4 separate regions of the Homo sapiens genome follow, and regions 1, 2 and 4 are each linked to region 3. Evidence: chromatin contacts called from ENCODE Hi-C or POLR2A ChIA-PET data. All regions are on one chromosome and are shown on one strand. The core of a region is the stretch at or near the end of the contact, and the rest is flanking DNA. Distances in the headings are between cores, read along the strand shown.

Region 1 (2,700 bases), core at 139-2,638, 1.5 Mb after region 3:
ATGTCATCTGTTTTAATGACCTGCTACTTGGATTCTTTCTCACAGTGTTAGGTTGCTGACTATGTGAAATTTCCTACTTCTTATTATTGCTATCAGAATAGGAAATTTAAAATTAAATCAGAAATGTAAAAGTCTTAAAACTTCACCTTTTCAAAGAATATCGGGGCCTGGCATGATGACTCATGCCTGTAATCCCAGCACTTTGGGAGGCCAAGGCAGGTGGATCATTTGAGGTCAGGGGCTAAAGACCAGCCTGACCAACATGGTGAAACCTTGTAAAAATACAAAATTTTTTGTACTAAAAATACAAAAATTAGCTGGGCATGATGGCAGGCATGTGTAATCCCAGCTACTTGGGAGGCTGAGGAACGAGAATCGCTTGAACCCGAGAGGCAGAGGTTGCAGTGAGCTGAGATCACACCACTGCACTCCAGCCTAGGTGACAGAGTGAGATTCCATCTCAAAAAAAAAAAAAAAAAAGATAAAAAAGAATATCAGTTTTTTTCCTCTATTTTCATATCAATTAGCTTGTCTTTCTGTTGAGTATCGTTCATGAGTCTGCCGACCATTTTAGGTTGAATATTTCCTCAAAGGCTATTTTATAGTTTCTGAATTTAATCTTTTTTTAAGGGAACATTTTTAGGTTCTATTTAGGACTATAGTAATTAATGTAATTAATAATCAATAATTGCTACCTACTCTGTATGTTGAAGCTAAATCCCCAAATTAAGTTTTAATACTAGTATCTTTTACCTTACTAATTTCTATTAAATTTAAGGCTGAAAAAAATCTTATTTTTTAGCTTAATAGGATCTTTGTCCTATTCAGAAGTTTTGAGTTATTTACATTATTTTACTAGTGAAAATATAAAACCAAAAAACAGTTTATTAGTTGTAATGGTAGTTCTCATTCTTATGGCCAATGCCTTTTTTTTAATGCAGTAAAACAAAATAGACATTTATCTAGCGAACATCCCTTTTCAAACTATAGGGTCAAAGTGAAGGATTCTTTTGATAATGATAGAATATGTGTTTGATCATTTGAGTTTAAAGACTATGGGAAAGGAATTGATAAGATTATTTAAATACTCACGAAAGTGCTTTGGCATTCCACTAATGCTATTCTCTTTTAAGCACATTTTCCTATGAAGTGTGTGCGGTTGCAGTTGCCTACACCATGTCAATGCCTGCTGGTTTTTCCTGCTGTGAAGTTTTTCCTTTACATACACAGATTCATGAAAGAGTTTATGGTGTAGATGATCTGAAACTAAACAGGACACATTTTCATACACTTTAGTACCATTTGAAGACTCTGGGTGTCAGTTGTTGCTGGGACCTGTTTTTGACTCTGATGAACCTTTACTGGTTGTGGTTTGTCTGGCCATCACATGACTTCTCTGAAAATTCCCCCTCCCCTTCATTTCCAGTAAACTGTTTGAGCAGGAGTGAGTCACAGTGAAACCAGCTTCCCTGTAACCACAGGGCTTGTTAAAGAATTTGTCAGCGTGGACTCTAGAGGGTTTGCATTAAGCTTTGCAGTAACTGTTATGGTTTGTGTTGCGTCAGGAGTTCCACAGAAAAGCTTCCTGCTTGCAGGATCTCTTGCTTGTTTGCAAAGAGTTAAACTGATCAACTTTACCATAGTGAACATGAGAGACACATGTTAAACACACTTCTTTATCATTAAAGGCGTTGTCAAAACTACCAAGAATTAGTGTAGTTTCTCTTTTCATAATCAACCAACCACACCCAATAATGTTTAGTTTTTGAAAAGGCGGGCCTGGTAGATAGTCTTTCACAGTTGGCTCATGATTTTATCACAAAGTACCATCAAAATTAAGCAATTTTAAGTGGTCTTGATGGATTCTGTTACAGGATATTTTGACTATTCGCACAGTTAGGTGTCGGTACCAAAGGTCACTTACTTGCACTTTGTTCATCAAGAAAAGGTAGCACTTAGAGTAATTCTGGAGTTGTGATGTCTAAGCACACTTAGCATGATTTATAGTGGAATTCTTCGTGCCCCCTTTTACTTGCTTTCTCTAGAAGCATTTACTTTATTTTGAACTCTTTTGCCACCTCACTCGCAGACTTTAATCTTTCTCCCTTTTAATTTCTTCTATTTCTTTAACTCATTCCCATATTATCAACAAGGAAAGATAGTTGCAATGTGATGCAAGCTGTTAAATGAATGGCCAGTGGGAAACTTGTCTTCTCAACATACATTCCCAAGTGCATTTCTTTTTACATGCGCATTTCTGTATTTAGCCTTGTCACCTTTAGCTAGACTTACTTATCTAAAAAATAAATTTAGGCTGGGCACAATGGCTCACGACTGTAATCCCAGCATTTTGGGAGGCTGAGGCGGGTGGATCACCTGAGGTCAGGAGTTTGAGACCAGCTTGGCCAACATGGTGAAACCCCATCTCTACTAAAAATACAAAAATTAGTGGGGCATGGTGGCAGGTGCCTGTAATCCTGCTACTCAGGAGGCTGAGGCAAGAGAATTGCTTGAACCAGGGAGGCAGAGGATGCAGTGAGCCGAGATCGTGCCACTACACTCCAGCCTGGGTGACAGAGTGAACTTTGTCTCAAAAATAATTAATTAATTAGTTAATTAATTAATTTAGTGAAAACTTTTAAACTCGACCTCCTAAAAATTTCTTTTATTCGGCTTACACTTTTGTAACAAAATAAGAAA
Region 2 (2,700 bases), core at 1-2,500, 1.1 Mb before region 3:
GAAACTTTCATGCGATGCCTTTGGAAGGCTACAGACATTGTCTTTTTGGAGTTTTCAGTGCATGAAGGTATGAAACCGCATTTATTAAGCACCTACTGTATGCCAGAACCCGTGCTGCACAATACTACTGCTGCTAAGGTGGGAGTGATTCTGAAGCCTTCTGCCACCCTAGCTACCTCTGCAGGTCGTGAGGGGTCTTGGGCTATTTCAGTATCATGCACTTTACTATCCTGGCATACAAAGGCTGGGTGAGAAATAAAATATATAACGAACGGATTACACAGGGGTTTCCTGAAATAACCACCCTTCCCATCCATCCCAGAGACACCCCAAAAGTACTTCTCGTTATATACAAACATTTGCTTTGAACCTCAATCATGTGACCTTGACTCCTATAACCTATCTTATTACATTTTTAAAACACTGTATGATTAACGCGGAAACCCTTTCTTCGGCACTTTCTCGCCACTGGAATCGCGTCAGTTTCTCAAAGTTCCAAAATAACCTTTCCCGGGCACGGATTGGTACCTCTACTGGGGAAGGGCGGGGAACCGCGCAAGACGTGCCGGTGTGGAGCCAGAGCCAGAGAGAACTTCCAGCGCAAAAGGAAAATAAAACTTGTGGCTGGTGTTTGTGCAGGAGGGTCTCCGCCATCCTGAAGCCCCCCGATCCTGGGGCGTCTCGGGGGCCGCCAAAGGAGCGCCAGGGTGTGGGTTTGCTCCCGACGTCCTTGACCTAAATTTCTGAGCGGTGGCTGGAAACAGGGCACAGCGGAGGGCGGGCGGCTGGTGCCATTCCCGGATCTCGGCGGCAGGGGCCGGCAAACTTGAATGGAGAGGGCGAACTAGAGAGGGTGGGGGGCGTCTTCTCCCAGGTCCGGGTGAGGAGCCGCAGCAAGCTCCCCGCGCCTCCCCTCCCCCGATCCACCCGCCCCCCGCAGCCCATGTGATCCAGGGAAGTCGGGGTGCGCTCCCCCTCGCCCTGCGCCCTGCCGGCCCGGAGGCGGGGTCCCCTCCGCCCGCGGGGTTCGCGCGCCACCCTTGTGGGTCCGGCCGTGGGGGGCCGAGTGTGCGCGCGCGGGCAGGCGGGGGCCGCACGGGGGTGCGTGACGTCACCGGCATTGGTTACACGACGTTCTAGAACTCCGCCCCACGTGCGCCGGGGAGGAGGGGGAGGAGGAGGAGGAGATGGGGGTGGGGAGGAGGAGGGGGAGAGGTGGGGATGGGCCGGGGGGGCGGGGACGGGGGGGTGTGCGAGGCAGCGGGGCTGAGCTAAGCCGAGCCCACGTGTGACGGCTCTCGCCGCTGCCCCGGCTCCGCCGCTCGCAGAGAGATTCGGAGGAGCCCGGGCGGGGGGGAGGAGGAGGGGGAGGAGGGAGCGGAGATCTCGGGGCTCGGAGCCGGCCGCCGCTCCGCTCCGATCGCTGTGGGGCTTGGTTTTTTGGGGGTGGGGGGGCGGGGGGGCTCAGATATGGAGGCAAATGGGAGCCAAGGCACCTCGGGCAGCGCCAACGACTCCCAGCACGACCCCGGGTAAGTTTCCAGCCGCTGCCCACCGCGCCGCCTTGGGCTCGCTCTCCTTGCAGCGGCGGGGACGGCGGTGCGCGGAGCCGGGCATCTCCCGCGCCCCCCCGCCTCTCCCGCGCGCCCCCCCCGTGGAAGTTACACACCTTTGGATTGCATTTCGCCGTCACCTTCTCCCCCACCCCACCTCCCGGCTCTCGCTCGCTCGCTCCCCCCCGCTTTCCTTTTAGCTTTTGTAAGTTACACGTCAAAATGGCCGATCTGACATCGGTGCTCACTTCTGTTATGTTTTCTCCCTCTAGTAAAATGTTTATCGGTGGACTGAGCTGGCAGACCTCACCAGGTAAGGGAGGGAGGGGGGGACGCCTGGGTCCCCCCCTTCTTGGCTTCTTTATTGCTCTTTGTTATCCCGGTGTAGGAGCCCCCCCCCCCCCGCCATTGGCTCCCCACTTCTCCTGTGCAAGGTTATTTTTTTTAAATAGCAAATCCTTTCTGAGCCCTCTATGCGACCTCTGTTGCCGAATTTCCCCCGCGTGTGCAAAAAATGCAAAAACAAAACAGAATAACAACAGAAAACTACTTTTGGATTTTGTCCTTGATCAAAATTTGCATTGCTTTTTTTTTCCACACCTTCTCTCCCCCCCCCATCTCTCTCTTTCTCTCTCTACAGATAGCCTTAGAGACTATTTTAGCAAATTTGGAGAAATTAGAGAATGTATGGTCATGAGAGATCCCACTACGAAACGCTCCAGGTAAACCATTCCCTTCTGGATTTTGTCTTTATTTTAGAACAAAGTTTAAGTTTTATTTTTGGAGGTGTCTTCGGAAGTAGCTAAGCGGATTAGAATGGGGCTCAGGCGCGTGGCTGATCTCGAACGGCGCTCTATACCACCCCCACCGCCCCCTAGTAACCCCAGAGGTTATTGTTAATTGGAGCTGAACTCTGGATACAGAGATACCCATCTCTCTGCTTTTAAGTCATTTTCCCGTCGCTTCTTTTTCTCTGTTTAAAATGACATTCAGCTTCATTTACTTTCGCATAGTTTTTTTTTTTCTTTTGATCTTAATGTGTGTTTCCCCCACACTCCCAGCTCCCCAAACTCTTAAGATCCCTCTTAGAAAGATGGTGGTAAATCTCTTCTAAGTGCCGGGCTTTCTTCGGAATAAAACAAAGCGT
Region 3 (2,700 bases), core at 29-2,528:
TCCTGGCCAGGCTGGAGGACATGGTGAGAGACCCCCACCTTGCAGACCCCAGCCCTCCACAGATCCCTTACCTTCAGGAAAGCCTCCACTTCCTCATCCTCTGGCCTCTGGCAGGCGGGTCCAGAGCTGGATGCTTGCTGGCCCAGGCTGGGCAGACAAGCCTCTGCTCCTTCAGGGTCAGTTCCCCCCACGGGCCTGGAGCTCCCGTCTCCTTTGGGCTTGGAACTCTCCTCAGACCTCAGTTCTTGAAGCTGCAGAGCTGCCGGAGGAGTATCAGCGATGCTTGGGGCTGCACTGCTAGGTTCACCCCCTCGACCTGGAGTCCAGCTATGCCAGGTGGGCAGTGCCCATGGCTCCATGGCTCCAGGGTCCCCAGGCCGTGGGAGGGTTGTCAGTTGCTCCATGGTACTGCCAAGGGGCCCCAGAACCCGGGCCGGGGGACATCACCCAGCCAGGTGGGGGGACTGGCGAGGGTCATGCCAGGCCAGCCCCTCTCCCCTCTGAGCTCTTGCTTCACCGACGCTCCATCCAAGGTTGGCTGAGCTCTTCCCCACCCACAAAGGAGGCTGCAGAAGGCGCCAGGGCTGCTGGAGCTGGAGCCAGGGGTATGTGAGCTATGTTTGCTGGTAGCTGTGTGTGTGCGCGAGTATGTGGAGGAGCGAGGGTGTCCCTGTGGGGGTAGGGAGGATGTGCAGAGGCCACCGACAGCTGCGCCTGGGTGAGGGTGCGTGTGTGTGTCTCCAGGTCTGTCCGTGCAGGTCAATGCTGTCTCATGTGTTGGGAAGATGGGTGCCCCCACTTCTGTGTGTTGAGGGGGGTGGTGCTGTGTGTCACTGTCTGCCCATTTCAGAGTTGCCAGTTGTTTGTGTGTGTGTGTGTGGGTGTCTGTATTGCAGGGCTGTGGCAGTATGTGATGCTGTCCCTGGTTGTATCTGAGTGTGTCAGTGTCGTGCAGCTGTGTGCATCGGTGTCGTTGTGTGTCTGTCAGTGTCTGTGGGTCTGGCCGTCTGTCGCAACCCCTCAGCCCGGCCAGAGGCTTCAGGAGCTGCTGGGGGTGATCCCCAGTGGTCCGCTGTGGTCCTTTATCTCCGGCTCTGCTCTCTGCTGCTGCTCTTTCGCTTGCTGGGTGGCTGGGCTGGTCCTAAGGAGGCCTGGGTCGATGGGCTGCTTGCCTCATAGTCTCAGCCCCTGCTGGCCTCTGCTCTGGGGACTGCAGGGGTCCCTTACAGTCCAGGAGCCTCGAGATGGTGGGCTCCGAGGAGGGCTGAGCCTCAGAATTGGGTGGGGGGGTGAGCCGGGAAGAGCCAGCCCTCCCCTCCTCCTCCTCCTCCTCCCCTCCCACCCACCAATAGGAAGTCGGCTGCTGGTTTCCATGGTGATGGCGCTGGACTGGTGGGCTGAACCGGCTGACAGGGTCGGGGACAGAAGGAAGAGCAGGTTTCTCACGGCATGTCAGCCCAGGGCTCCCACATGTGGCCTCCCACCCTCATCTTCACACATTCTCACACCTTCCGGAGTACAGAGGCGAGTGGGGTGCAGATGGTCCTCCCTACATCGGGTGAGACTGATAGAGACAGAACGGGGGAGGGTATGACAGAGATCCAGCCACAGAGAAGGGCAGAACTAGAAAAGATGGGACTTGAGATGAAACAAAGAGAGAGACAGAAACCAAGAGAAAGAAACCGGGAAGACAAGCAAAGAGACAGGTAGAAATAGACGGAGAATTCCTTCTGCTTCCTCCTGGCAGATTGCACTTGGGGGGCAACCTGGCTGTCCCAGGCCACCAGGGAAGCCCACATGGCCTGTTGGGTTGGCTTTGTCCCGAATTGCCTGGAAGTTCATCTTCTGTCTAGCCTTAGATCTTGTTGCTAAATAATTTGGGGGACAAGGACGTGAGAATCCCCTCAGCCAGGAGTCAGTCTATATGCAGTGGCAGGGGTCTAGACAGAGTCCCCAGAGCCAGGGGTGTTGGGAGAAGCCCCGAGAGGCAGCCCCTCTCCACTCTGAACCCGGGACTCATTAGGCAAGCCAGTTTCAGCCAAGGTCGGGGGCCCTCGTGTGGCACCCCCACAGAATAGCAGCGGTGATACTGAACCCTAGAGCCCCTGACTGTGGGCTCCACCCAGGCAAGAGCCAATGGAACTGGAGGTAGGGGGTGCATGGGGAGGAGTGGACATCTTCACTTCCCTAAAGCAGTGTGTAGGTCAACACGCACGCCACTGCATGATGTGTTGCTGTTTAGGTCAGAGTATATATGCATGCCATTATGCGCATGCGTGTGTATAGTATGCATCTATAGAATAGACATTATCTATTTCTGTATATGTGAAGGGGCCATTGTGTGTATATATGTGTGTGCTATTATGTGTCTATGAGTCACATAATAAAACGTAACAAAAACACATTGGGTGTATCTGTATGTATGTTTCTGTGTCATTGCATCTATGTTTGTTTGCCACTGTGTCTATGTGTGTGCTGTTATGTGCATGGGAGGCTATCATTGCATGAGTTTATAAATTACAACACATCATGATATATATAGATATGGATGCTACTATATGGCACAATGTAGTAATTGATTACACAATATATGACATGCTCATATCGTCATGTAAATATGCATAATGACATGGTTTGATTTATATATATATATCACCATGTATCTATGTATTCTATATTTATCATGATATATGAACATGT
Region 4 (2,700 bases), core at 175-2,674, 1.5 Mb after region 3:
GGACTACAGGCACATGCCACCATTCTCAGCTCATTTTTGTATTTTTTGTAGAGACAGGGTTTCACCATGTTTCCCAGGATGGTATTGAACTCCTGGGCTCAAGCCATCCTCCCATCTTGGCCTCCCAAAGTGCTGGGATTACAAGCGTGAGCCACCACACATGGCCTAGAGGACCTTTTTAACAACTTCACCCCTCACTGATCTCTCTTTTCTCCCTCCAATTCCTTCGGTATATATCTTCTGTACCAAAAACTTTAATATTGAATTGTAAATTATTTTGTTCACAGATCAGTTCGTGTGTGTGTGTGCGCACACATGTGTGCGCATCTGCCTATGTTTTGAATCCAAATCCCCATAAATGATTTTAAGTTCCTTGTGGGCAGTTTGGTTTTTTTTTTTTTTGGCTTTTTTCCCAGCAAAAGGAATCAATTAAGTATTTGGTGACTGATAGATAAAAAGGATTAAAGAAAAGAATCAGCCAGAAGTTAGGGATATGTTAGCATCTGATAAAATATAATAGCAAAAACTCTTCTATTCCTGCTTTTTGTTATAAAAAGCAGCAAGGAATTGTTCTAGAAAAGAAGTGAAGGCCAGTCGCGGTGGCTCACACCTGTAATCCCAGCACTTTGGGAGGCCGAGGAAGGGGGATCACGAGGTCAGGAGTTCAAGACCAGCCTGGCAAAGATGGTGAAACCCCATCTCTACTAAAAATACAAAAAAAAATAGCCAGGCATGGTGACAAGCGCCTGTAATCCCAGCTACTTGGGAGGCTGAGGCAGGAGAATCACTTGAACCCTGGAGGTAGAGGTTGCAGTGAGCCGAGATCAGGCCATTGCACTCCAGCCTGGGGGACAGAGTGAGACTCTGTCTCAAAAAAAAAAAAGTGAAGTGAAGTGAATTTGAGTCAGTGTACTTAATAGGACAAGCATTAGGCAGTGTTGCAAGTACATATCGGAATCTCTTTGGCTGGCTCTAAGAAAGAGTTTGAACTTATTTACCTCCTTAGCCCTATGTAACAGGTAAGAAACTAAAAGGTACAGAAAATAGAGATGTTTGATTTTTCTAAGTTGCCCCAAGCTACCGTTTTTAAAAACGCCTGCAAGCATGTCTAAAACAGGAGCCTGTTAGCTACAGTTGCCAAACCGGTTTAACAGCACTGCCTCCATGTATTCTGGGTAAGAAGGAGCTCCGAGTACATAAATTTATCAAAGATCACTATCCCAATCATCTCAGAACAAGCTGTTACTAATGTACTGGAGTTTCTGTGCAAACTGTCTACCATAAACCATGAAAGGATTCAAAGTTCATAGTTCCTTCTTTGTTCCTTTGTTAATCACTGACTTCTGACTAGTGGGAGGTGCCTCCCAAGTTTGCTAATGCATTCTTTTTGGATAAGGATGACGCACAGATTGTCCTAATAAGGACTTAGATTGAGAAAGACCGCCCCCTCTGAGAAGAGGGGACAAGTCAGAGAGAGGGCGGGCAGTTTCTTTTTTAACTAGGGATGACACAAGCATAAGTCATTTCCTTATTAATTGGTTCAAACCAGTTCTTACAGGAACTAGTGGTGATAAATGTGGGACTTCTGAGAAGTCATTCATTTTATTCTTTGTGCCATACCAGAGTACAGTATCAGCTGAGCTGACCTTACTCTGAGGACTAACTCTTTTGCTGGAAGCGGTTTCTGATTTACAGCTCTTGGTTTCTCCCAGACATGTTGGTGGGAGAGATTTTGGTTTTTAAGGGGTTGTTAGATGGAGTAAATTTTCTTTTTTTTTTTTTTTTTTTTTAACTAAAAAGGGGTCACAGAATTTCAGCAGTTCTCTGATTTTTATATTTTATTCCTCTTCCTATCCAATCCCTGCCTTTTGAGTCCAGGTGGTAAGTACATTTTCTTTAACGTTTTTCCTGCTTTTCTTCCCAAATGTGTCTTTTTCTTTGGGCTACTGTACCCTGCTTCCAGTGCTGTCCCCGGCATAGGTCCATCTCTGCAGAAGCCATTTCAGGAGTACCTGGAGGCTCAACGGCAGAAGCTTCACCACAAAAGCGAAATGGGCACACCACAGGTAAGACTTTAATCCGGTTTCTTCTCCCCTCTGGGAAGTTTCGGGCTGAAATTACATTCACAGCTCTCACTCACATTTTTAGGCAAATAAGTGAAGTTGGTTTGCCAGTGTTCCTTGACAGAAGTTGAGCGTCTGTGTATGCTCTACTGGGAAATTTGTCTTTGTCTTAGACTAGAAAGTGTAACTTCTGTACATCTTCTCCTAAAAACAAGGGTAGAGCCAATGGAAAGTAATGGTTCTGTTACATAGAATGAGTTGTTGCCTTGATCTTAAATGATGTATTGGTAGATATACTTCCCAAGTGGATTAAAAAGTTAAAACTTACAGCATAACAAAGTATTAGACTTACTGAGGTGACTTGAATATCTCCTTTTGATTTTCACTCTATTTTTCTTTTCACCCATGGGAAAATGATAATTTTTTAATAAACCAAGGCTCTTACCATAGCTGAACTTTAAAACTTAGACTGTCTTTTCTGTAAACGATTCTGAGGCAAAGGGAAATGACTAGAAGAGGATGAGTAAACAATAACCTGAAATGGGAAACTCGAGGGAAGCACAGGTTTTTTTTGTTTTGTTTTGTTTGGTTCGTTTTTTGTTCTTTGGGGTTTTTTTGAGACAGAATTTCGCTCTCG

Evidence for each region. A loop is a pair of places that touch in the nucleus more often than their neighbours do. ChIA-PET counts read pairs that join two places held with the same protein, here RNA polymerase II (POLR2A). Pooled maps may share reads with other maps.
Region 1: a pooled map shows a loop between it and region 3 (5-fold over the local background). The contact joins the enhancer-like site here to the promoter of TSPOAP1 in region 3. A Hi-C loop is called at or near these places in 9 of 50 pooled maps. POLR2A ChIA-PET finds 5 or more read pairs at or near these places in 3 of 52 experiments (GM10248, activated CD4-positive, alpha-beta memory T cell and activated naive CD4-positive, alpha-beta T cell).
Region 2: a map of CD8-positive, alpha-beta T cell shows a loop between it and region 3 (9-fold over the local background). The contact joins the promoter of MSI2 here to the promoter of TSPOAP1 in region 3. A Hi-C loop is called at or near these places in 2 of 168 maps with a recorded cell type or tissue (CD4-positive, alpha-beta memory T cell and CD8-positive, alpha-beta T cell), 1 of 37 single-sample maps with no recorded cell type and 7 of 50 pooled maps. POLR2A ChIA-PET finds 5 or more read pairs at or near these places in 1 of 52 experiments (BJ).
Region 4: a map of GM12878 shows a loop between it and region 3 (4-fold over the local background). The contact joins the enhancer-like site here to the promoter of TSPOAP1 in region 3. A Hi-C loop is called at or near these places in 2 of 168 maps with a recorded cell type or tissue (GM12878 and naive thymus-derived CD4-positive, alpha-beta T cell), 10 of 37 single-sample maps with no recorded cell type and 14 of 50 pooled maps. POLR2A ChIA-PET finds 5 or more read pairs at or near these places in 7 of 52 experiments (activated B cell, activated CD4-positive, alpha-beta T cell, activated CD4-positive, alpha-beta memory T cell and 2 more).

What each region holds. Positions count from the first base shown.
Region 1 is chr17:59,785,228-59,787,927 of GRCh38, forward strand. All of the region lies in intron 7 of VMP1 (vacuole membrane protein 1), which reads left to right. Among named protein-coding and RNA genes, the nearest start is that of MIR21, 55 kb to the right of the region's middle. RefSeq lists an enhancer at 1,214-1,693. Within about 2 kb of position 1,389, at least 30 of the 41 ENCODE cell types and tissues checked have a DNase peak (open chromatin) inside an H3K27ac peak, as active enhancers do.
Region 2 is chr17:57,255,273-57,257,972 of GRCh38, forward strand. MSI2 (musashi RNA binding protein 2) reads left to right here and starts at 1,251. Exons shown (of 14, transcript NM_138962.4): 1 at 1,251-1,532; 2 at 1,826-1,866; 3 at 2,194-2,275. The coding sequence starts at 1,471. It overlaps LOC101927510 (a long non-coding RNA gene), which reads right to left and starts at 1,724. Exons shown (of 3, transcript XR_007065860.1): 1 at 1,670-1,724. RefSeq lists a silencer at 806-1,435.
Region 3 is chr17:58,327,517-58,330,216 of GRCh38, forward strand. TSPOAP1 (TSPO associated protein 1) reads right to left here and starts at 1,279. Exons shown (of 32, transcript NM_004758.4): 1 at 72-1,279. The coding sequence starts at 404. It overlaps TSPOAP1-AS1 (TSPOAP1, SUPT4H1 and RNF43 antisense RNA 1), which reads left to right. Exons shown (of 5, transcript NR_038410.1): 2 at 534-605. RefSeq lists enhancers at 122-281, 1,152-1,221, 1,752-1,921, 2,022-2,101 and a silencer at 332-441.
Region 4 is chr17:59,836,332-59,839,031 of GRCh38, forward strand. It overlaps VMP1 (vacuole membrane protein 1), which reads left to right. Exons shown (of 12, transcript NM_030938.5): 11 at 1,964-2,066. Among named protein-coding and RNA genes, the nearest start is that of MIR21, 3.6 kb to the right of the region's middle. RefSeq lists enhancers at 879-1,338, 920-2,700, 1,084-2,283, 1,789-2,518. Within about 2 kb of position 1,425, at least 31 of the 41 ENCODE cell types and tissues checked have a DNase peak (open chromatin) inside an H3K27ac peak, as active enhancers do; they include GM12878, where a contact is called at or near this core.